Linked DNA regions of Mus musculus: all the other regions are linked to region 3. A link is a loop called in an ENCODE intact Hi-C map of the cell type or tissue named here. Cell type or tissue: left cerebral cortex. All regions are shown on one strand.

Region 1 (8,000 bases), 53 kb after region 3:
TGAGACTAGCAATGTCCATTCAGGTTAAGGAACCTGCAGACCCCGCCTCCTGCGCAGACTTCCAGGAATTATCTGCTTTCAGACTACTGAAACTTACATATATATCAGATACACATGCAAATACCCACTAAGCTGCCAAACCTCGAGAGGACGGAAGCAGATTTTATATAATCCCCACAAGCGTGGCATTGAAGGCATTATTACTCCTATGTTTACAAACCCAGAGAAACTAGATAACTTGCCCGAGGTTAAAAAGCAAGTAGCCAAGTCAGGATTTGAACTAGCTCTGTCCAAGGCCTGTAGTTACCTTCGACAATGGCAATTGGTTGGGTTACTTTTCCTTATTCCATGACATAGCATTTGACTATGTGTCCTAACTTCACAAAGGGACAGAAACAACTTCAGCTGCCTTCTCCTTTCTCTTTCCCCACATTTATTTTCCACCCTTTTGAAAACTATTTTTAGGTAAAAACCACTGAGCTTAACCTGACAGTCACACAACATTTCTCCGATCGATATGCCCACAGGGCCAAAGTTGTGTTTCTACCTCTGGCTCTCTTACAGCCACGGTTTCGAGCAGGTCATGGTTTCTAAGTTGGTGCTATTTAGCAAATGTGTCCATGTCTGATACAGTGTCTTACACCTGGGAAGTACTGGATGACAATGGTCATCAAGTTACTGACTGGGGGTCTTTATCCCTCTAATTAATGTGCTACATTTTAGCCAAGAGACTTAAAAAGGGGTGGGGATTACTCTGGGTAAATTCTTTCACATTAAAGATAGTTTCCTGAAAATTGTTTAAAGGATTAAGGGGAAAGGCAAATGGAAATGTAACAACTTAATGTCTGAGCCCCTGGGTCTATTAGACCCTGAGTCTAAGAACATGAAAGCTACAACTTGGAAAGTATCATTTGAGCAACTTCTGCAAGTGTAGCTTATAACTGAAAGGCACAAGCACATGTGGCCAATGCTCCTGCTGAGCAGTAAAAGCCAGGGCTTCCCTCCATACTATTTCTGCAACCAGTGTTTGTTATTTTTTATAACTGTGGCAACTGGGCACACTCTGGATAAGCTATCCTTAATACTTCCTCTACAGTACGGGCGTAAGGCCTTTCCCAGTGTAACTCACAGGGGTTAAACACCCATTAAGTAAATCAGGTGCTTTCCAGACTTGTTACATAACCCCAGCACATGAAAGAGTTTTCTTTCCATTCATAGAACCCTCTCTCACTTTAGGTAGCCATGTTTCTTTGCATTCTTTTCAAATAGGTGGAGTGTCTTCCAGCTCTCTACAAAATGTTGTCTCGGCTTTCATGATAGCAAGCATGTGAAAGACTTTTGCCCCTTATGTAGTTCCAAAGTATGTCCTTCAATGTGACACATGTTACCTTCTAAGAGAGATTAAAGTATTTCAACCACCGGGGTGAGCCATTTTCTGTGACACTGAGTTCCCTACCAACAAAGTATTCAAAGTGGAGGGGGTCCTATAAGAAGGATTCCCAAGGGAGGCAGGAGGCTGAGCAAGTTGAATTTTATGTTCCACCTTCTTAATCTATGATTTTAAAACAATTTTAGACCAGCATACCACAGAGACATAATGGTTCGCAAGCTGGCCTGCTGAGTCCCATCCCCAGCTCACTGTTTAGATCAACCTAGCAAAAGTACCCTTCAGATTCAGCTTAACTTGGTTAGCTATCGAATTTCTTCTGGCAAAGACCAAATTACCGTAATATTGACAGTTTCTTGCTATTTGAAATGACCGGGGGGGGGGGGGGTCCTGAAACCATGCGGTCAGCAGAATGTATGCCTTACATACCGATCTGCTGAAGCCAAAACAGCACTGCCTCTCTGTGAGGGACAGCTGAAGTGAGGAGTTACGTGGGAGTAGGAAAAATGTGATAACCAGACCTTCAACCTCAAGTACGACCCAGCTGCGCATGCACATGCAGATCCACATCACGGGGAAAGCCTGCTGTTCATAGCGGCAAAGCGAATCCAGTCCCTTCCACCGTGACTTCAGCCACACAAGCCAGGGAGCTGTCCTTCAGCACCGCAGCAGGTACCGCTCTAGCAAGCGTAACGCCAAGGAAAGGCAATGCCGACAGGAGCGAGCGTCAGGGTGAACTGATTAGAGTCCTCCTTCAAGCAACCGTATAGCTATTTGTTTTTAAATACACTATATCCCAAGTCCCTATCCTTGTTAATTTAAAAGAAAATTTTCCAGATATTTATAGGAAAGTTGACAAAACCTCAAATGAAAACCGAAGGCATATAAAGTCAGTCTCTCAAAGCGACCCCAAGAAACCAGTGACTAGCTAGCCTGAACCATCACAGAAATTGCTACACAAAACCCACCACATCCCAGTAAGAGACATATTATATCTACACACATCAGATGTTCTGAGAACACAGAACATGCTTGCAGCCCCTCTCCGGAGAGCTTCAATTTCTAGGACAGACACAATTCTCACGGAACACCAAACCATCACTACCCCCACACACAGCAATCAAATCCTCTTTCAGGGAGAACTGAAGGCCTTATGGGTCATGAGTTCCAGAGGAAAATGCTGCAGTATTTCAAGAGCCAGGTTACAGACAAAATGCTAAAAGCTTTCAGCGTTTTGAGCGTTTGAGCCTCTTGGTTCCTGCCATCCTGCTACTGGGTATTAACGTTGTCCAGCCATTTGCATTACACATCAAAAACATATTTTTGAGGAAAGAACAAGGCTCCCTCCCCCATATCTTCTAATGCACATGGAGAAAAGGGAAGAGAGCCTGTGAGACGTTTAAAAACCTACCACACCCGAAATCTCCTTGGAAAGCTAAGACATCCCCCGATCCTAACACACATACAACCTCCCTAAAGGATCTCCAGGTTTAAACTCGAGAAAACAGTTATAAAAAGCACCCCCCCCCTTTGCCCTAAAGGCCCTTACCCACACTTCCTGCTTCCAATCCCTGCCTTCCCGGATGCCCACCCCACTGTGCATTAAAAGCCATTCCCCCTGTGCAGCAGACCTTGCAGCCTGCTATTTCTCCCTGCCCGAGTTCGGCCAGGTGCAATGCAAAGTTTTTTCTATGTTTTCCCCCCACCTCCACCCCAACAGATGACATTGATTATGAACACTGATGCGAATCTTGGAACCTCCAGTTATAAAATGTATTCCCCCGGTGCTTCAAAAACTGCAGTGTAAGTGAGGGAGAGGGCACAGGGTGGAGTAGTTGGAAGGAATGCATGGTTTGGAGAATTCCTGCTTATTGGGCTGAAAAATAACTCCCACTCCAACCTAACTCGAACCTAGGGGACGCTGAAGGGGTCTGACAGCCCCCACTACCGCCCGGAAAGTTAACTGCCAAGTCTCCACCGGTGGTTGCTGCGGGCAATGGAGAGGACAGAGCGGTGCTCCCCGGAGAAATGCAGAGGTTTTGCGGTCCCCAGGGTACCAAGGGTGAAGCAGAGAGGAAGGATCCAAGCTATGGATCTGGGCAAACAGTTCTGTATCCCAACGCTAACAAGAAGCCCAGGGTGCTGCTGCCCGTGGTAAGGTGGGGGAGGGAAGGGAGCGAGGAGAGGAACGAGCTCTGCATAGGGTGGCGTAGGGGTGGGGTGGGGGAAGGGGGATATTCTGAAAGTGATGTACTCTGATGCAGGAATCCTAACCTGCTAAGGAAGGTCGCGAGGGGCTCCAACACAATCCCTGAGCACCCTGGCGAGAGGGGGAATGATACATCCAAGTAAAGGAGTGAAGGACAGGAGGTGTCCTGACTGCCCCACGAGCCCATGAGTCCCCCGGCTTCTGCAGTTGTTAGCAATGTGGAGCCGAATGAGGGAGGATCCAGTAAGGACTGGGGGAGGGGGCAGAGAAGAGGGGCTGCAGAGCAGCCCGAGAGCCCCGGCCGGGCTGGCACTGGGGGCTGGGTGCCGGCTGCAGCGCCGAGGGGACACCGGGGCAAGCCCGCGTCCCTGGACGACCAGGCAACCTGGAGGGCAGGGTGTCCAGGGGTGGGAGCTGGTGGTCCCCCATCCTCCTCAGGAACCCCGGCAAACACCGTAGAAGGAAGCAAGACTTCCAAACACCCGTGCAAAGCACGAAGGGCATAAACCCCGCTCCACGGCGGCCACGCGAGCCCCGTGAGCCCCGCGGCCCGCGAGCCGCGCCGTGCGCTCTGCGGCAAAGCCCCGGGCTGAGAGGGGCGAGCCCGCTCCAGGGTCCCGGGGCGAGAGGGGAGCCCAGGCCGAGGAGCGGCGCCGGGCCGGGGGCTCCGGGGCAACTTACGGCGGCGGCGGCGGCGGGCGAGGCGGCGGCGGCCCTAGCGCGGGGCCCGGGAGGCGCGGCCGGACTGCAGAGGCGCCGAGGCTGCGGCGGGCGGGACTGCGGTGGGCGCCATCTTGGAGCGCTCCCCGCGCCCGCCCCCCGCGCTGCGCGAGCCCTTGCATAATTGATGACTCGCGCCGCGCGCGCCGCCGCGCGCCCCCGCCGCCGGGCCCCCGCGCGACCCTCCGCGCGCGCCCCCCGCCCGCGCCCCGCGCCCGCCCGTCCTCCTACCCGGCCGCCCGGCCGCCCGGCCGCCCGCGCCCCGCGCCCGCCCCGCCGCACCTACCCTGCCGGGCGCGCCCGGCCGCCCGCTCGCCCGCTCGCCTGCCTTCTTCGCTCCCAGCTCCCCGGCCTGCGTCCCGGCGCTCCGGACTGGATGCGCGCCGGAGCCCGACCGGCAGGGGGCGCCGCGCCCGAGCGCCTGGGAGCGTCCCCGGGCCCGCCTCCGCGACGCCCCCGCCGGCCCCACGAGCACCGGCGTCGACACCCGATAGATGCTCTGCGGCCCTGGTCAATGACAAGAGTCTCCTTGCTCCCGGGCACGCCCGGTCACCGTGCGACCGCAGTCGGAGTATCTGACTTGATCCTTGGTCAACTGATCCAACGCACAGCAAATGAAAGCTAGTGTTACGACAGGGGCCTGCCGTGAGTGGCAAAGACGCTTCCTCGGGTTTGGAAGCTTAGAGGTCACCTTACCTTCTCCAAACTCAGTGGGTAGATCTGTGAAGTTGGCATGAGCCTTTGAACTGCTTCCACATGCCTAAGGAGCTTCACGGTGAAGGTGAGGAGGACTCCTGGCGGTGTCTCTCGAAACGCAAATTCAGTTGACACTGAACAGCACCCTCTTTAAGCAGTGGCGGGTGACAACCTGTCCAAACCTCAGTGTTCTGTCACTAGAAGGGAACAGTCAATCGCGGCACCAAGCTGATAGCTTTATTGTAGAGACTAAAGGGGAAGTGCATTTACAGTTTTCTAACACAGCCCAGCACGGGATGTGGCATAATGTGTCCATTACATGCATTTTACAGTAGCTTTCTCGAGATATATTTGGCTCACGGTAAGCGCCATGTTTAGAATATATTTTGACATGTGTGTGCGTGCAGGAACTCCTCGACACTAAGGTGATGGGCATGCCCAAAGTTTCCTTGTGCCTCTTTGCAATCCAGCTTTGCATTGCCCACACACACAAGCCTCCCCCAGGCAACCGCTAATCTTCTATTACTGTACATTGGTTTGCATTTTCCAGAGTTAATAGGATCATACAGTATGAACCTTTTTTTTGGGGGGGAGGGGTATAGGACACTTCTCTCAGCATGATTATTTTGAGTTTTTTTTTTTTTATGCTGCCGCGAGGTATTCATTTCTTCTTGCCACTGGGTAATAATCATTATGAAGGGGCATACCAAATTTTAAACTGCTTATTGATGACATTTGAACTAGCGCCAGGTTTTTGCTCGTTACAGATTAATCTGCTATGAATGCATCTTTGTATGAAGACATTCTCTTATCTCTCTGGGTATAAATATCTAGGAAGGAAATGTCTGGATTCTTTTAGGTAACTTAACAAAATTAAGAAAATTCAGGGACTGCAGGTGTGCTCTATTGGTAGCGTGCTTGCCCACATGCTCAAAGCCCTGGGGGGCCTCTCCGACACCAGCCACGTAACCCACGTAACCCAGAGAAGGTCATTCTCGGGAACATAGCAAGTTTCAGGCTGGAGGTCCCCATGTTTCAAAGCTAAAATAACAACAAAAAGAAAGGAGGTTCTGAGCTGCTGTTCAAAGCGCTTCTGCCATTTCAGTTCCAGCCCACAGCACAGTAGGTCATCAGCCCACAGCACAGTAGGGCATCAGTGCCCCACATCCTCGTCAGCATCTGGCATGACCAGGCTTTTTAATTTTAGCCGTTCTAATAGTGTGATGAATTATTCCACTGCGGTTTTAGCTTCTGTTTCACTAATGACTAAATGTGTTAAATGTCTTGGCTCAGTAAATCCTGCTGGTTGAAGTTGTCTATTTGGGTCTTTCATACTTTAGAGGGTGTTTGCTTATTGAAACTTGAACTATTCATATTTCTTACAGATATACATCTTCTAAGTCACATGGTTGGCAAATGTTGTTTCCTAGTGTGGATTTATATTTTTTTGTCTCTTGATAAAACTCTTAAGTTTTGCAAAGTCCAATTTACTTTTTCTTCTTCCATAGACCAGATGTTTCACCAGATGTATAAGGCTCTTGTCCTGGACTCTTGTTTCATTTACATGTTTACCTGACCTTGCTTACTCTTGCTTTAAAATAAACGTTGGAATAGAGCAGCAGAAGCCCTTTTACACACGGAAGATTTAGTGTTGTGCCGTAGCACACGTATGTTGTGTGCAGTGGGAGAGCACACATATGTGGTGTGCGGTGGAGGAGCACACATGTGTGGTGTGCTGTGTTGTAGCACACGTGTGTGGTGTGCGGTGGGGGGAGCACACATGTGTGATGTGCAGTGGGGAAGCACACATGTGTGGTGTGCGGTGGGGGAGCACACAGCTTGATGGGACCCTGGATTTCCTAAGCACAAAAAGCACCGTGGGCTTCGTGACACAGGCCTGCCAGCCCAGCTCTGGCAAGGCTGGGACGCAGGGTCAGGATGACAGCAGCTAGCCTCTCATTTCTCACTGTCCTCTCTGCTTTTCCAATGCTGGCTTTCCAAGTCTAGGTCTTCCACATTTGCCTACAAACTTTGGACTCTGTTTGTCAAGTTCTACCAAATAGTAACAACAAGAAATCACTGGAATTTTTATCAAAACTGCATGAATTTAAAGCAGTCAGCATTGGGGAAACTTCCTTGACAACGGAACCAATGAATCCGTTTCAGCATTACGTGGTCTCTGTTTCAACATTACGTGGCCTCTGTTCTAGCATCATGAGGTCCCTGTTTAAGCATTACATGGTCTCCCGAGGGCTCTGGTGGCTGCAGTTTTTCATGAGACAAGTCTTACTCCCCTTCCAGGGTGCATTTCTAAACGTTTTGTTTTCGTGTGTGTGTGTGTGTGTGTGTGTGTGTGTGTGTGTGTGTGTGTGTCAGATGGGTCACTTAACAATTTGTACATTTCGATTTCCCATTATTCACTGGAACTATATAAAAGTACAGGTGATTTTTCTGTATTTTGCAACTTGGCTAACTTAAGATCAGATTACCCAAAGGAAACAGGACAAGACTGGACCCGTTAGCATTCCTCTATAAAAGGTGTGGGATTGGGGGGGTGGGGTGGGGAGAGGGGACTCGTGTGTTTATCTGTACATAACATACACTTTGTGACTTCTTCTAGGGAGTCTGTTTTTATTCATCCTAGACAGAGAGGGTAACCATGGTTATTCATCCTAGACAGAGAGGATAACCATGGTTATTCATCCTAGACAGAGAGGATAACCATGGTTATTCATCCTAGACAGAGAGGGTAACCATGGTTATTCATCCTAGACAGAGAGGGTAACCATGGTTATTCATCCTAGACAGAGAGAGAGGGTAACCATGGTTATTCATCCTAGACAGAGAGGGTAACCATGGTTATCCATCCTAGACAGAGAGGGTAACCATGGTTATCCATCCTAGACAGAGAGGGTAACCATGGTTATCCATCCTAGACAGAGAGGGTAACCATGGTTATCCATCCTAGACAGAGAGGGTAACCATGGT
Region 2 (8,000 bases), 98 kb after region 3:
TGCCTCAGAAGCAGACAGCCCCATCCCACTCTCTCTTCCCATCACCCGTTTGCGCCCTCCTCTCAGCTCAGACATCTGTTCCCCACCCACTCTTCACCGCCCTCCCCTCTCCCAGCCTGCTCCCAGGAAATGCTGTCTGTCTGCAGCACCCTTCCTTATCCCTGTCAGAGGCTCCTGTCCTTTCCTGTTCACCCTTCCACACCTGTAGCACCCTGGCGCCCCCTCCTCTAGTGTTGGCGGGGTTGGTACCAAGGTACAAAGGTCCTGGTACTGGGTCAGTGGGTGTGGCCAGGGTGTGTGATATTTGCTTATATGGAAATCTCACAGTGAACTCTATTAATTTGTACAAGTAATAGCTCTAAATAGGTGGCTGAGTAGGGGAAGTGCTCGCTGTGCAAAATGATGAGTCTGGGCTCCCAGCATTCACGTAAAGAGCATTTTACATGTGCAGGTGTCTGTGGCTAATTAATCCCAGTGCTGGGAGGCAGAGACAGGAGGATCCAAGGGGCTGCTGGCCAGCCAGTCTAGTCAGTCAGCTAATTATAAGCTCAGTGAGAGACCCTGTCTGGATAGGTAACATGGAAAGTGAGAGGGGGGAGATACCCCATGTTGACCTCTGGCCTCTTTATATGTACACGTATGTACGTGCACACACGAATAACACACACTTTTAAATAAGTTTAATAAGTCTGTGGCAATAGGAGACTGAACACAGCCTTTGATGCATGCCAAGCGGGAACTCAGTGCTGAGTTACACCTCCAGACCAGCGGTTATTAATCTTGAAAGAAAAAAAAAGTTTTAAAAAGTTTATTTGTGTGTGTTTTCTCTGCACATGCATGCATGTGCTGCATACATACCTGGTGCCTGCAGAAGCCAGAAGAGGGCATCAGATACAATGTAACCCGAGTTGCAGATGGTTGTGTGCTGCCTCACTGGGATGCTAGGAATCCGCCTAGAGTCCTTTGCAAGACTAGCAAGTGCTCTTAACTGCTGAGGCATCGCTCTTGCCTCTGAGAAAACAGTTCTTTAAAGACAAAAATGTCTAGAGCTTGGGAAGATAGTTCAGTGGGTAAGAACACTTGCTGTAAAAGTTCAAATCTCCAGCTCCCCTGTAAGAGGCCAGAAATGTGCACATGTGCCGATAATCCCACACTGGGGTTGAAGCAGAGACCGGAATCTCTGAGCTCACGGGCTGGCCAGCCCAGTGGATGTGATTAGCTCCAGTGAGATATCTTGCCTTGAAAAAGGTGATGCAGAGCGACAGAGGAAAACATCACCCTGTGGCCTCTACACACTCACATGGGCACACACTACACAGCACAGACCTACATGCACACACTCAGCTTCCCATGAGATAATCTGGCCCTTGCGTGTCTTTGGAGCATTTTCCTCAGGTGGAACATGAGGAAACACTGGAACATGTTTCGCTCCACCTACCCCACGCCCCAGGTGCAGTTGCTCCTTGGATCTAGCCTGTGGTTTTCCTGTGTCTCCGACTACCCCATTCCTGTCACTTCTGTATTGATCGAGCTACGTCAAGGTTATTCTCTGAGCATCCATCTCTCTTAGTGGAGTCCTGGCCAGGATTTAAGGTCTTCCTCTGGCTCCTAACTTTTTTTTAAGATTTATTTATTTTATGTGAGTACACCATTGCTTATGTTCAATAGCATCTGACTCAGCACAACTGTCAGCAGCACCGTCAGTCCTCCCACCTCAGGGCTCCTTTCTTTGGCTTCCCTGGCACTGACAGGACCCTTGCTGCCTACCACGCCTGGGGAACTCCGATGTTGCCGTTTACAGGTAGGTGCTCCAAACCGGAGTTTTGGGGAGAAACACGAGAAGAGCCCAGGACTCTGAGTCTCTTCCCCCTCCCTCTCAGCAGCTCCTTTTAAAAATGTGCTTTGGGCTTCTCTCTTTCTCCAGAGGCCTCTGAACAGACCATACTGGTCACTGTGAGGCCTGACCACCATCAGGCCCAGTGACACCTGAGCAGGTCGAGGCAGGTAATGGCTTATGTCACAACCTATCCGCCAGGACACCTGATCAGTGTTTTGTTTCCTGGCATCTGAAGGGGCCTTTCTCCTGGGAAAGGCTTTCCAGGTTGTTTGGCCATTTGGGAAGGGGGGAAAGTTGCATGTCCAGTGTTTGGAACAAACGCTTTCAGGGCATGTATGAGTGTTTTACTGTTTGGATTTGTTGCACGATTCCGGGATAAGGATTTGAGCTCTGGTTTGACTTCTTGACTCTTGTTGCGGGCAGTGTAGTTGGGGCGTCCCCCAGCTAGTGTAGCTTTGGTGTTTTGTTTTCTGGTATGACCTTTTCTCCTTCCTTACGGATCCGGCTGTTTTAGATGCAGACCCAGGGTTAGGAGCTGCCCTACCTTGCTTCCTCTTGCTGGGATAAAGGAAGCAGCTTAGGGAAAGGCGTTACCTGACTCGCACGCACATCAGCACATCACACTGAAAGCCATCACTGGAGGAAGTCAGGGCAGGAACCTAGGGGCTGGGACTGAAGCAGAGGCCAGGGAGGATTGCTGCTTACTGGCTTGCTCAGCCTGCATTCCTAGATACCCCAGAACCATCTGCTCAAGGGCGACGACACCACCTTCTACATCAATCGTCAATCAAGAAAATGTACTACTGCTATTTTTATAAACTTTTGTTTGATTTTTGATTTTTTGGTTTTGTGGGATTCTTTTCTGTGTGCTTTTTTTGTTGTTGGAAATTTCTTGGGTGTTTTTCTTTCCTTTTTTTTCTCTTGGAGAAAGAACATACAAAGTAGGGTGCATAGGGAGTGGGGGGGATCTGGGAGACTGGGGGAGAGGAAAATATGATATATATATATGTATATATATCATGTTTGTATATATATATATATATATATACACATATATATATACACACACACATATACATACATATACACACATACATGTGTATATACATACATACATATATATACATATATATATACACATACACACACACACACACACACACACACACACATATATATATATATATATATATATATATATATATATATATATATATATACTTTTTTTTTGGGTTTTTCGAGACAGGGTTTCTCTGTATAGCCCTGGCTGTCCTGGAACTCACTCTGTAGACCAGGCTGGCCTCGAACTCAGAAATCCGCCTGCCTCTGCCTCCCAAGTGCTGGGATTAAAGGTGTGAGGTGTGCACCACCACGCCCGGCATGAGCAAAATATTTTATGAAAAGATTTTTTAAAAATAAAAAATAGATTACAAAAGAAAAGGGGGGCATTGGAGAGATGGCTTAGTGGTTAAGAGCACTCACTGCTCTTCCAAAAGTCCTGAGTTCAATTCCCAGCAACCACATGGTGGTTCACAACCATCTGTAATAAGATCTGATGCCCTCTTCTGGTGTGTCTGGAAACAGCTACAGTGTACTCATATAAATAAATAAAACAAATCTAAAATAGAAAAAAAGAAAAATGTCCTTCAGGCAGGCAATCTGATGGAGGCATTTTTTCTCAATTTAAATCCCACTTTCCAGATAATTCTAGCTTGTGTCAAACTGAAGCAAGCAAGCAAACAAACAAAAACCCCACAAAACCCAGGACATGGATCTTGTGGAGTCTGAAGAGAACCGAAGTTGGGAACACAGACCTGGCAGCATCGCATCCATCTGGACAGAACCCAGCTTGGCTCTGCTACTCAGCTACACGAGCATCTCCAGGAGCAACATTCTCCTCATCTGCAGCTCCCACTGCACGTGCTGCCAACACTCCTTCTCCAGCGCTATGTCTGCCTGCGTGGTGCCATGCTCCCTCCATGATGATAATGGACTGAACCTCTGAAGTAAGTGTAGTGGGATTGTGTGCAGTGCGGCATTCTGCAAGCAGGTGCATCTGTGCCCCTAAAGCTATACCCAAGCAAATGGAAATGTTACGTTTATGTCCCAGTTGGAATCTGGAGAAAGCCTTTGACTAAGGCAACCCAACACAGCAGTGCGGTGTCTCTGGGCTCTTGTTTCCTGAGAGAAACTGACAACCAGAGTCCTTCACAGTCTTTTGTTTTCTTTTTCAGTTTAATTTTTTATTTTATGTGTATGGGTGTTGTGCTTGGGTGTATGTCTGTGCACCTCTTGTGTGCCTGTGGGGGACAGGGGTAGGCTTCGGATGTCCTGAGACTGCAGTTACAGATCGCTGTGAGCTGCCATGTGGGTTCCAGGGAGAGCAGCCACTGCTCCTAACTGTTGAAGCAAGTTTCCAGCCCCGTAGCCATGGACTTTAGACTTTACTGCCTCACCACACTCTTCTTCTCCCCCCCCCCTCCCGGCCCCAGTACTCCCCTCTTCCCTGGCCCCTGAGTTGTCAGGGCCCTCCCTGTACTGTGGCCTACGAAGACGAGCAGGACTCACTGCAGGCTTGAGGATCAGGGTTTGGAAGCGCAGAGAAGGCAAAGCCGGGAGCTGTGGGGGCTGAAGCTGGATGAATCTGGAGGTGGCGAAGCTGAGAGAGCCTGGGCAAGAGCTCACGTGCAGGGGAGCGTTCTAGAACCGGGTGGGAACGTGCTAGCTGGAGGGGAGGCCTGGCAAGTGAGGCGCTCCAGCAGCTGATGCTCAGCCCCGCCCGCCTGCCTGCAAGCCTGCCTGCATCTGCAGTGTCTGAGGAGAGCCGCACCTGTGCGTGCACACGGTACCTGTGCGCGCGCGCGCTCCACCCGTGCACTCCCTCTCCGTGCACCCTCTGGAGCTTCTGTTTGTTTGAGGGGGAGCATCGAGTGGATCTTGGGAGAAGAGGAATCTCGGGGCGGGGGGGGGGGCAACCTGACCTTGGCACAGGGAGCTCCTGCCGTTCTCTTCAGGGGGTCCAGGTCTGCAGGAGGCTCCGCGGGTCAGCATCCCCCTGGGCTCACTTAGCCTTTACTCAGAACTCTGATTCTGCACGGGTGTTAGGGTGTGACCAGGGAAGTGAGTTCCTGTTCCAGAGGACGAAGCCTAATGGGCCGTGACCATCTGTCCTTCTTTTCCATCTCAGGAGATGGGTGTGTGACCCAGGTCTGACTCAGGGTATGGAGGCTGCTTCTGAGACTCTCCCCACTATTTAGATGAAAGATGGAGGGGGTGGTAAGAGAGGGCAAGAGGGAGACATTGCCACCACTCCTGCACGTGAAAGTTATCTTGGCTAATTTAACTTACACTAGAGTTTCGGGAGCCATCTTGGAATGGTGAGGCTAAAAAGGGGAGACAGCACAGAAACTGACCATCTCCCCAGGAACGCTTGTCTTGTGTGAGCTACTACTACACTGTGAGCCAGGTGCTTCCCAAGGACATTTTATCAAGAGACTCCTAACCCTGGGCGTGGCAAGGATGCTGCCCTGCCCTCGGGAGCACCAGTGTCCGGAGCCTTGCATGGCTCGCTCTTCAGAGCTGGCTGCATCCTGCAAGTGCAGCGTCCCCTGTACTCAAAACCAGACGCAGTCTGTCTCCCTGTGAGGCAGAGGGCATGCGCACACTGCTGAGGGGTTAGAAAACCAGCCCAAGGCAGGCCCAGTTCACCTGACGCTCGCTCGCTCTCTTGCTTCTCTCAATGTCCGCCCTGGGCCACTGGGCTCAGGATGCTTCTGGTCAGGAGGCCTGCCTGGCTCTGCGCGTACCCTTTTCTTTCATCCCCTCAGTAGCTCTGTTCTTACTCAGTTGCTGACCCTTGAACGGTGAAGTTTAAGAGTTAAAGTAATCAAGTACACCCCGACTCTTCCAGAAGCAGCTTCCAAGGGCCAGATTCTAACATCTGTGATTTGAGGCAATGGGTAGTGCTTGGATATTGGCAAATGGTCTCCACAGTCCAGGAGTATCTTCGAAATGGTCACTTTACTTTTCTGCTGAGCCTGTGCCACGACTCAGCAGGGACTCTGCTCAGGACTGCGCCAGCCAGGTTCCAGCCAGGTTCGAAGGAGCTAAGAGCCTTTCTGCACTTCCTCAGCAGACACCCACCCTGTTTTGCCCATGTTCACGATTCTTCTCCACACAATCTGAACTCAGATGGGAAAACCAGCACAGAAGCAATCAGTTTATAACATGGGCTTTATTTGTCACTCAAAGAGCTGAGCACACATGTGTGTGGGCAGGCAGAGAGGAGGGCTCAGAGACACACCAAGTCACCTGCCCCGGGGCCTCATGTCTACCATACATTGTTACAGGGTGATCACAATTGCACATCTTATTCCCAGTTCTATTTACGACATGAAGTGTGGAGAGGGTACATTTCTTACACTAAAAATATAGACTTTGGAATCTCTAAAACAAAAATATCTGTCTCTACTTGAGACCTACTAGAGAGAAGAACATAGAAAATGAGGGAGACACACCAGCACCTCAAAGTGTCCCCTTCCATGGGAAGGTTGCTCTGCTCTCCAAGGGACACCATCAGCCACTTCTAACCAATCAACACACAGAGACCAGAGAGGAGGAGACACAGGAAGAATTTTGGTTTCTTTCACAAAAGGAGAGGTTGCACACTCAGGCTGGTGCCTCGCACTGTTGCACAAGTGAAACCATGCACGCTGAAGTCACCCATAAACCCTGAAAGCGATGTCCACGTCAAGACTGCTTCTGGGCTTAGAAAAGGTTTGTGGGTGTGAGGGATGGAGGGCCTCCCTGTTGCTCAGGAAACCCTGCTTAGTGGAAAACTCTATCCTCTGATCCTCAGGGTGGGTTAGCTCTGGAGTGGGGGACGCTGTTCCTCTTCTCTTCGGCCCCCCCCCCCCGCTCCCCCGCGCGCAAACCAATCCATTCCCACTGAGCACAGAACCTAAGACAATTTATGCCTGTGAATGAGAAGACGGCATTCCTCTCATGCACTCCAAACCGCATTACTTCACGAATTCTCCTTTCTGGCCACAAAGAAAAAGGTACTGAAGAAGAACTGAGTCCGCCTAAGAGAGACCAAGGGCAAAGCCAGGTATGGTTGTGCATGCTTGACCCAGCGGCTGGGAGGCAAGAAAGTTACAGCAAGGTCAAGGCTAGCTTGCTCTACACAGTGAGACCCTGCCTTGAAAAACCAAGGCTGTTGGAGGCAGATACCAAGAGTCATTTTTATCTACAGTAGAAAGTTTGCCTCTATTTGGCCTCTGGACGTGTTTTTCTGTTTACGGTGAATGGAGATCAATACAGGTGAGCATGGGAGCTTAAGGATTCTCAGTCCCTCAACTTGTCACGTCAGAACATAGCCATCCAGTCCCTCTCCTGGGAGCATCAGCGGCCGCCTTAGCTGTGGCACAGTGAGGAGCTCCGAGTGGGATTCTTTCCTCCAAGGGACGGTGAACGCCATGCAGGGGGAGCTGCAGTGGGCAAGTGAGCTTCCTGGAGCCAGCCTGCAGCTCTGCTTGGCTGTGATGGGTGGGTGTGCCCTGGAGCCTGCAGCTCTGCTTGGCAGTGATGGGTGGGTGTGCCCTGGAGCCTGCAGCTCTGCTTGGCAGTGATGGGTGGGTGTGCCCTGGAGCCTGCAGCTCTGCTTGGCTGTGATGGGTGGGTGTGCCCTGGAGCCTGCAGCTCTGCTTGGCTGTGATGGGTGGGTGTGCCCTGGAGATGTCCAGCCCTAGGGGCTTCGTCCCAGGGATGCTTCTTGCTACTGCTGTGCCTTCTCATGTTTGTCACTGCTATATCCCTCATGTACTTGACATAGTGAGACACTCACTGCCTCCGTAGCCTGGAGTGACCACTTCTGGGTGGTAGCCCACTCTGTGGGGCAAGTTTCCTGAAGATCAACCTGAAGATGAACATTCCTGAGATAATGCTGCTTACATGAATTAATGATTTTATGGAATTCCCAATTTAAAGTAGTTTGGGGAAGTTAGTTTAATTTAAAATTTTGGGGAAGTTAAGAGTATTTGATAGAAAGTTCAAAGTTCGAATCGAGAACAGAGTGTGGCCCTTTCTCATAGACTGGCACAGGTGAGGGCGCCAGTGAGCCCTCAGCGTTGCAAGCGCGCGATTGTAGGAGCAAGAAAAACAG
Region 3 (8,000 bases):
TTATGAAACTCAGAAGAAAACATGGCTAGGGAGTTATTTGTGAGCCTTGAGTTTGTCTTAGTTAGGGTTTTACTGCTGTGAACAGACACCATGACCAAGGCAAGCCTTATAAAGGACAACATTTAATTAGGGCTGGCTTACAGGTTCAGAGGTTCAGTCCATTATCAACAAGGGGGAGCAGGGCAGCATCTAGGCAGGCATGGTGCAGGAGATGCTTAGAGTTCTACATCTTCATCTGAAGGCTGCTAGTGGAAGACTCACTTCCAGGCAGCTAGGGTGAGGGTCTTAAGCCCAAGCCCACAGTGACACACCTACTCCAACAAGGCCACATCTCCAAGTAGTGCCACTCCCTAAGCCAAGCATATTCAAACCATGACAAGGTTCAAAGGACCAGGGTTCAGATCCCCACACTCACACAAATGCCAGGTGGACATGGCAATCTGCCTTTTAATCCCAATGCTAGGAAGGCCAGGACACAGGATCCCTGGAGCAAGCTGGGTGTCTGTCTGGTCTAGCCAGAAGAAACTTTGGGCTCAGCAAGAGAGCCAGTCTCTGTGAATGAGGTGGGGAGCAACAGAGAAAGAGTCTTGTCATCAGTAGTGCACCTTCACACATGTGCATATGTACCTACACACAGATGTGCCCACGCACATGTGAACAGGCACACATGCAAATGTGTGCCACACAGAGACACATGCAAAAAAGAAAAACTAATTAAATCAAACCATCTTGTGCTTTATATGACCGTATCAAGAGATTGAGCGGGGCCTAGCAAACACAGAAGTGGATGCTCACAGTCAGCTAATGGATGGATCACAGGGCTCCCAATGGAGGAGCTAGAGAAAGTACCCAAGGAGCTAAAGGGATCTGCAACCCTATAGGTGGAACAACATTATGAACTAACCAGTACCCCGGAGCTCTTGACTCTAGCTGCATATGTATCAAAAGATGGCCTAGGCGGCCATCACTGGAAAGAGAGGCCCATTGGACTTGCAAACTTTATATGCCCCAGTACAGGGGAACGCCAGGGCCAAAAAGGGGGAGTGGGTGGGTAGGGGAGTGGGGGTGGGTGGGTATGGGGGACTTTTGGTATAGCATTGGAAATGTAAATTAGCTAAATACCTAATAAAAAATGAAAAAAAAAAAAGAGATTGAGAAGGCAAGTCACAGGACGGAAAAAGTGTTTACAAGGCACACACCTGAAGGAAATGGCTAGTCGGATGGCTAACTCGGGAACACAGCCAGCAACAAGGAGCTAGAGATTGACAGGCTGAGGTGGCTGTCGAGAAACCGAAAGGACTGCTGAGACAGCTTGGGAGTAGGGGTGCTTGCACACTGCCTGACTCTGGCCCCAGCCCCCCACAAGCTAGCAGAAGCTAACTGACTCCAAGATGCTGTCATCTGAGACCCACACACATATCATGGCACATGCATGTGCCTGCTACATACATACATGTATATTTATCATCTTTCTAGCATTTGTTACCTCAACACACAAAACTAACTAACTAGCTAGCTAGCTGGAGCCCTGGCACAAGCCTGATTAGAACATAAAGCTGTATATCTTTACAGAGGAACCTCGGCTTTACAGAAGAGCACGGCAGTTCTTCCCAACTCAGGAATCCTCTATTACCACCTATTACTATATATTACCAACTGAAAGCAGTAACTTGAAAAGATATTCTCGGCAGCATTATTAGAGTTGTCAAACAGCCCAAATGATCAGGAACTGGATATATAAGATGTGGTATGTACATAAAACGAAATACTATGCAACCTTAGAAGTAAAAGGAAAGTTAACGTGTGCCAAAGAATGAATGAGCCTTGACAGCATGCAAGTGGGAGAAACAGGAAAGGAAGAGGTAAGTGCTATAAGAGTCTATGAGTCTACTTACACGCGGTACAGGAGTTACTTACACCGGTTATAGGAATGTCTTACACGTGTTATAGTTACAAGTGTCATAGGAGTTTCTAACACACCAGCACTATGCTCTGATGAACAAGATTGTCACTATGGTCTACAAGGGACCTGGCAGTCTTCTGGGGTAAAGGGTAGGTAGATGGGCAAATCACAGTAGGCTAAACTCTCCGATAAAGTAAAGCAAGCTTTTACAGGCTCACAAAAGCAGAACACCAAGCCTGGTTTAGCAGGATCAAGGTAGGCCTCCTGGTACAGGCAGCATCCACTAAGGCTGCTAGCATGGGAGTTGGCAGGAGGGTGGGAGGAGCTCTACGGGTGGGCGGAGCTCTGCAAGCCATGGACTATCACACTCAAAGGAGACAGAGCCTGGAGGTCAAGCAACAGAGGTACTGCGAAAATCCTGAGTAGACTCAGAAATCCACACCAGGAAGGCAGAGCCCTGCTGGCATGAGAGGCCATCTTGTTTTATCCTGAAAGTGAGAAGCAGACCGCAGGCTTTAAGAGGGCAGCCATGGCCTACTTCAGGGCTTCACAAACTTGTCTACTCAAGAAATTCTCTTTTTCCTCTCAAGACATTTTTATAGGCCCCCAGGAGGAGGTAGACAAAATAGGCACATCAGTCAAGCTTGCACTATTAGATTGTAAAGAAGCAACTCTGACGTGCATATAATTTACTGTTTATTGGTGATGAAAGCTAAGGAGGAGGTGCTTGCTTGCTCGACACAAAGCAAACTAAGGATGCACTGCTTTGCTACAAGCCGAGGAACAATACAGGAAACTGTTAAAACGACTTTCTGTGAAAATCATTCTGATTCTACCAGACCAGAGAACCGATAAACAGAATAATAACTGCAGCTTCAAACATGATGCTTGAATCTGAGCTTAGGCACTGCAGGGGCCTCCCACCCCCCAACCCACTCGGAGCTGGCTGGTGAGCTGGTGCTGCACTGCAGGCCTCCTCCCCAGCCCTCACCCCCCTGCCCTGCAGGCGCCACCCTGTCCCTCTGGTACTACACTGCAGGTGCCTCCCCTACCCTCCACCCCACCCTGAGCTGGTGCTGCACTGCAGACGCCGCCCCCTCCCCTGTGGGGAGGTGCTGCACTGTGGACACCCTCCTCTGGCGCTGCACTGCAGAGCCCCGCTCTGGCACCCCCCAGTGCAGCACATGCGTTCTGTTCAGAATGAAGGCCGCAGTGATGTCACGCCAGGTGACAGCTTGAACCCATTAGGTGTTTGTTTTGAATTAGATTTTGATTTGTGCGTTCAGAAATCTTTTCACTGTTGACTATTTTTAAAAATTGATATTGTAATACAATTACCTCATTTCCCCTTCCTATTCTTCTCTCCAAACTCCCCTCCTATTCACCCCTTCTTGCCCTCTTGGCCTCTTTTTCTATTAGCTGTTGTTATATGCACAGGCGAATATATATATATGTATATATATATATATGTGTGTGTGTGTGTGTGTGTGTGTGTATATATATATATATATATATATATATAGAGAGAGAGAGAGAGAGAGAGAGAGAGACATACCTAACTATAACCTGCTCAGTCTGTATAAAGGTTACTTGTGTGTGTTCTCAGGTCTGACCTTTTGGTATTGTATAGACGATTTATGACCTCTGCCCAGGGAAGACTGTCTCCCTGTTCTCACCATTCCATTCCTTGGCTGCCTGTGTCCTTTGTGTAGGGGTGAGGCCTCGTGGTCTCTCCCTACCTACTTGGGCACGCCTATTTCCAATTCATGTTTAGGCAGCCATGTTGGTGGTGAGACTTACTGTATGTACCTGCTGACATGCCTAGGAGACACAATTACAGTAAACTCCCTGTCCCTTTTCCTTGACAATCTTTCCACTAACTCTCTTGCAATGGTCCCCGAGCCTTCGGGGCAGAAGCTATGTTGTAGAGATGTCAGTTAGGACTCAGCTCCGCAACTCTGCCTTTTGACTGGTGTGGTTTTCTGTCATGGTCTCCATCTGTTGCAAGAAGTTTCTTTGATGAGGGGTGAGGACTATACTTCTCTGTGGGTGTAAGGACAAATATTTTTTCAGGGCCTCCTCATTCAGCCACAAGTGAAGCCGTGACACAAAGTTTAACGAGCTTTGTTTAGACAATATCTGAGTTCCCAACAATAATACCTAGACTACATGAAGGGAGCAGGAACAAGGTTAGAGGTGAGCCAGGCAGAAGCTGTGTGGCTAGTCAGGTAGAGACGGTGACAGCCTGGACCAGGTAGCACCAGTCGGATGGCATGTTGAGCAGGCCAGCTGACTGAGGGTACGAAGGCAGGAGACTAGGAAAAACGCCCCACTTTCTGTCATGGGCAAATGGGTAGGAGGTAGTGAAACTCGGTGACAGGAATGTGACGTGACATACAGCTCTGGAGCTAAAACGGCTTCGCTTTGAACAGGCCTAGGCTGAGGCGCTTTGACGCATCCTAACGGGGATGCCAGACAGGCAGCCAGCCACGTGGTTCTGAAGCTCAGATGAGGTTTAGCTAGAACCAAAGGGAGACAAATGGTCGCAGGAGAACCGAAGCTGTATTCAGGCCTGTCGGTGAGCCAGCTCTGTGCATCTGCTGTGAGCTCATGGAATCAGCCAGAGGAGTGGCCCCGCATGGGAGGAAGGTGGGCGGCTCCTCGCGTAGGAGAAAGAAACGCGGCCAGATGGACGGTTTACACTGTCCCCGCTCCCTGGGCTCCTCCTCCTTCCAGTGACAACTAGATGTGAGCATGCCAATTTTCTTTCTGTCTTACAGATTTCATTTTTGGAGATATTTAACAGTTCTAGAACTGAAACGAAACAATTTTGTCAGCACTTAATTTTAATCATTTTAAACTTTTTTTCCCCCTTAAAGCCTCTCCATAAATGCTGGATTCTCTACCAGGCTGGAAGGCCATCTTCGCCAGGAGCACTGTGCACACTGGCTTCCTTCCTACCCGGTGAGCCCACTACTAAAGCTTGTTCCTCCTCCTCCGCCTCACACCATTTCCCCAGGGCTCATCAAGTGCCCCTTATTCGCAACAGCTGGTCTGCTCTGATCCTTTTAAGACAGTTACTCCGGGATACCTAAAAATGCACATCTCCCTGAAGAAGCCTTGACATCTGCCTCTGGAATTCTTTGAAAGAATCCTAATACAGAGCCAACTGCACACCCATGACCTGTAACTGTCAGGAGACACTTAGAAAGCATGTAAGCATCCAATATAAGTACATTTAGTACTTGGATGTTTTGACCTAAAAATGTTAAGATTCTTGGTAGGAATTCATCATCCTATTTATGGGGCTGGGAATATGTGTCAGTCACGGAAACTCTTGCTATACAAGTGTAAGGACCTCAGTAAAAGCTGGGTGCAGCGGCCACGCTTAAGGTCCCAGGACTGTGAAGGCAGAGACAGGTGGCTCACCGGAGCTCATTCACCAACCAGTCTAACCAACAGGGGAGTACAGTTTTAGTGAGAGAACCTGCGTCAAAAAGTAAGGTGGGGCCAGATACGAGCCTCAGTGAACAAAGGCACTTCTCGCCAAGCTTAATGACTTAAGTTCAGTAACGGGGACCCACACAACGGAAGCCTGGAACAGACTCCCTCCAAGTTGTCTCTGACCTTCACATACATGCTGAAGCACATGAACACGCACACACAAAACAGATAATTAAAAAAAAAAAAAACAACTGAGATTAAAAAGGTGAAAAAAAACTGAGAGGAAGAAAGCAATAAGGAACTTTGGCCTTTAAACACCTGTGCGCATGTGCGTGACGTGGACACCTGTGCGCATGTGCGTGACGTGGACACCTGTGCGCATGTGCATAACATGGCCGATCCGAAATTTGTGGCATGCCTGTGCTCTGTGCTCCTGCATCCTACACAACAGGCTGAGCTCTATTCTCTTCACCACTTAAGTCTTTTTAAGCTGAAACAAAACTTGAACCTTTGCATTTCAGTCAGAAGGGTGATCTAATCCAACCACACTCCGTGGATTCAAGCTGACTTAACTGCAGAGGAACAGAACAGAAATCTCCAGGTAAACTGCTTCCCCCTCCGTTATAACTAGGATTATCTTTGTTCGTGAGTACAGCTACTTCCTCCCTCCCACGACAGCTCGGCATAGGACACTCGGCACAAGCCACAAGCGGGTCTCACTCTGGCTCAAGAGCCATCTCGTTAGACAGGAGAGTTAGAACTTTCTAAACACTGTGGTCCATTTAGGAGCATGGGTACCTGTTAACTGACATTTCTTTCCCAGGTATGAAATCCACAGCAATAGTGCATCGGAAAGTTGGGCAGTAACCCTAGTGCAAGGCAAAACCACCTCCGCTGCCTTTTCACAGAATGAGAGGGCAGGACCAAATCAGGAAGTGCCTCGCTGTCACGATGCAAGGAATTCCTGGGACGAACTGAAGCTGAAGAAGCTAAAGTGAAAAGAAGCAGAGAGCCTCTGATCACCAACTCTTCCCGCGAGCTGACCAGAGCCCAGCTGTTTCTCTTGTCAGGCTTTCCACTTCCATAGCTAGTTCTGTTTCAGCCTTACCCTGCCCTCCCCCACCCCCGAGACAGGGTCTCTCACAAAACCTGGAGCTAGGCTGTTGGCTGGGGAGCCCCAGTGACCCTCCAGTGGCTGACCACCCCACACGGTGAGGGATGGTTACAGGTGCCATGCACAACCATGCCTCGCTCTTTATGTGTGTGTTGGTTTCTGCTGAGGGTTCTCGCTAAATAGCCCCGGCTGTCCTGGTGTTCTCCATGTAAACCAGGCTGGCTTCTAACTCAAAGAGATCCACCTGCCTCTGCCTCAAGTGCTGTGATTAAAGATGTGTGCCAACCCTGGCCCAAGCACATACACCCGAGAGCCTGTTAGTAGTCCTGTTATACCCATTTTTCACCCTCCAACATCCCTCTCAGGTGGTTAGTGCCATTATCCCATGTTGGTGATGAGAAAAATGATGCCCAAGGAGGTGCCCTTGAGACCACACAATGAGACTCATGCCTATCTGTCTGGTTAACCCTTTACTGACCTACCACCCCTAACCATTCCATTCCTGAGTCCAGGACACTAAACTAACTAGCTGTCTAGTCTCTGGCATATTAACACAGCTGGCTTCTGTGGAGAGATTACCAATTCCAAAACATAGAGGCCTAAGGGAGAAAAAGCAATGACTTAACTCAGTAAAAGAACCATGAACTGAATAAAGGCTGGAACATGCATGCCTGGAGGATACAGCCAGGTACACATGGAGGATACAGCCAGGTACACATGGAGGATACAGCCAGGTACACATGGAGGATACAGCCAGGTACACATGGAGGACACAGACAGGTACACATGGAGGATACAGACAGGTAAACATGGAAGATACAGCCAGGCATGTCTGGAGGATACAGACAGGCACACATGGAGGACACAGCCAGGCACACATGGAGGATACAGACAGGCACACATGGAGGATACAGCCAGGTACACATGGAGGATACAGACAGGTACACATGGAGGATACAGACAGGTAAACATGGAAGATACAGCCAGGCATGCATGGAGGATACAGCCAGGTATGTCTGGAAGATACAGCCAGGCACACATGCAGGATACAGTCAGGCACACATGGAGGATACAGATAGGCACACATGGAGGATACAGACAGGTACACATGGAGGATACAGACAGGTAAACATGGAAGATACAGCCAGGCATGCATGGAGGATACAGCCAGGCATGTCTGGAAGATACAGCCAGGCACACATGCAGGATACAGCCAGGCACACATGGACACATACAGCAATGGTCTAGTACTATTCAACTGGCCCTTACCATGACCAGGTCCAATAATTCATCCCTTCAACAAGCAGTTCTTAGTGTGTATCATGGCTAACTCTAGAAACTTGAGAATTCAGAAACAGACATCAGGCACATCTCCTATGGCATGACCTGTCAGTCATCAGGGACATATCCTGTTACCTGTCAGTCATGCTGTGGAGACTTCTGGGTAATAAGTTGTATTGTGGTTCTCAGTGGCCTCTTCACTTCAAATAAGACAGAAATCAGACAAGAGTATTTCTCTCTGGCTGAAGCAGGGCCACG

Evidence for each region. Peaks named below come from ENCODE experiments on the same cell type or tissue, not always from the same donor. Only the 100,000 strongest peaks of a DNase experiment are listed, where the experiment ranks them.
Region 1: it touches region 3 in a loop (4-fold over the local background); 4 of 42 quality-filtered maps call a loop at or near these places.
Region 2: it touches region 3 in a loop (4-fold over the local background); 3 of 42 quality-filtered maps call a loop at or near these places.

What each region holds. Positions count from the first base shown.
Region 1 is chr15:100,867,346-100,875,345 of GRCm38, reverse strand. It overlaps a transcript of Scn8a not described here. Among named protein-coding and RNA genes, the nearest start is that of Gm35569, 37 kb to the right of the region's middle. In left cerebral cortex, a CTCF peak has its summit at 4,721 (motif pointing right); DNase peaks (open chromatin) are centred at 4,136, 4,405, 4,863, 5,345 and 7 more places; H3K4me3 peaks cover 4,485 bases; H3K27ac peaks cover 3,305 bases.
Region 2 is chr15:100,822,022-100,830,021 of GRCm38, reverse strand. It overlaps Slc4a8 (solute carrier family 4 (anion exchanger), member 8), which reads right to left. Exons shown (of 25, transcript NM_021530.2): 25 at 6,051-8,000. Gm35569 (a long non-coding RNA gene) reads left to right here. Exons shown (of 2, transcript XR_384456.4): 2 at 3,539-4,063. Among named protein-coding and RNA genes, the nearest start is that of Gm35569, 8.0 kb to the left of the region's middle. In left cerebral cortex, CTCF peaks have their summits at 3,418 (motif pointing left) and 7,946; DNase peaks (open chromatin) are centred at 4,520, 6,107, 6,372, 7,407 and 3 more places; H3K27ac peaks cover 3,752 bases.
Region 3 is chr15:100,920,142-100,928,141 of GRCm38, reverse strand. It overlaps Gm52176 (a long non-coding RNA gene), which reads left to right and starts at 5,733. Exons shown (of 3, transcript XR_003951486.1): 1 at 5,733-5,948. It also overlaps a transcript of Scn8a not described here. In left cerebral cortex, a CTCF peak has its summit at 4,477; DNase peaks (open chromatin) are centred at 4,485, 5,207, 6,029 and 6,273; H3K27ac peaks cover 2,683 bases.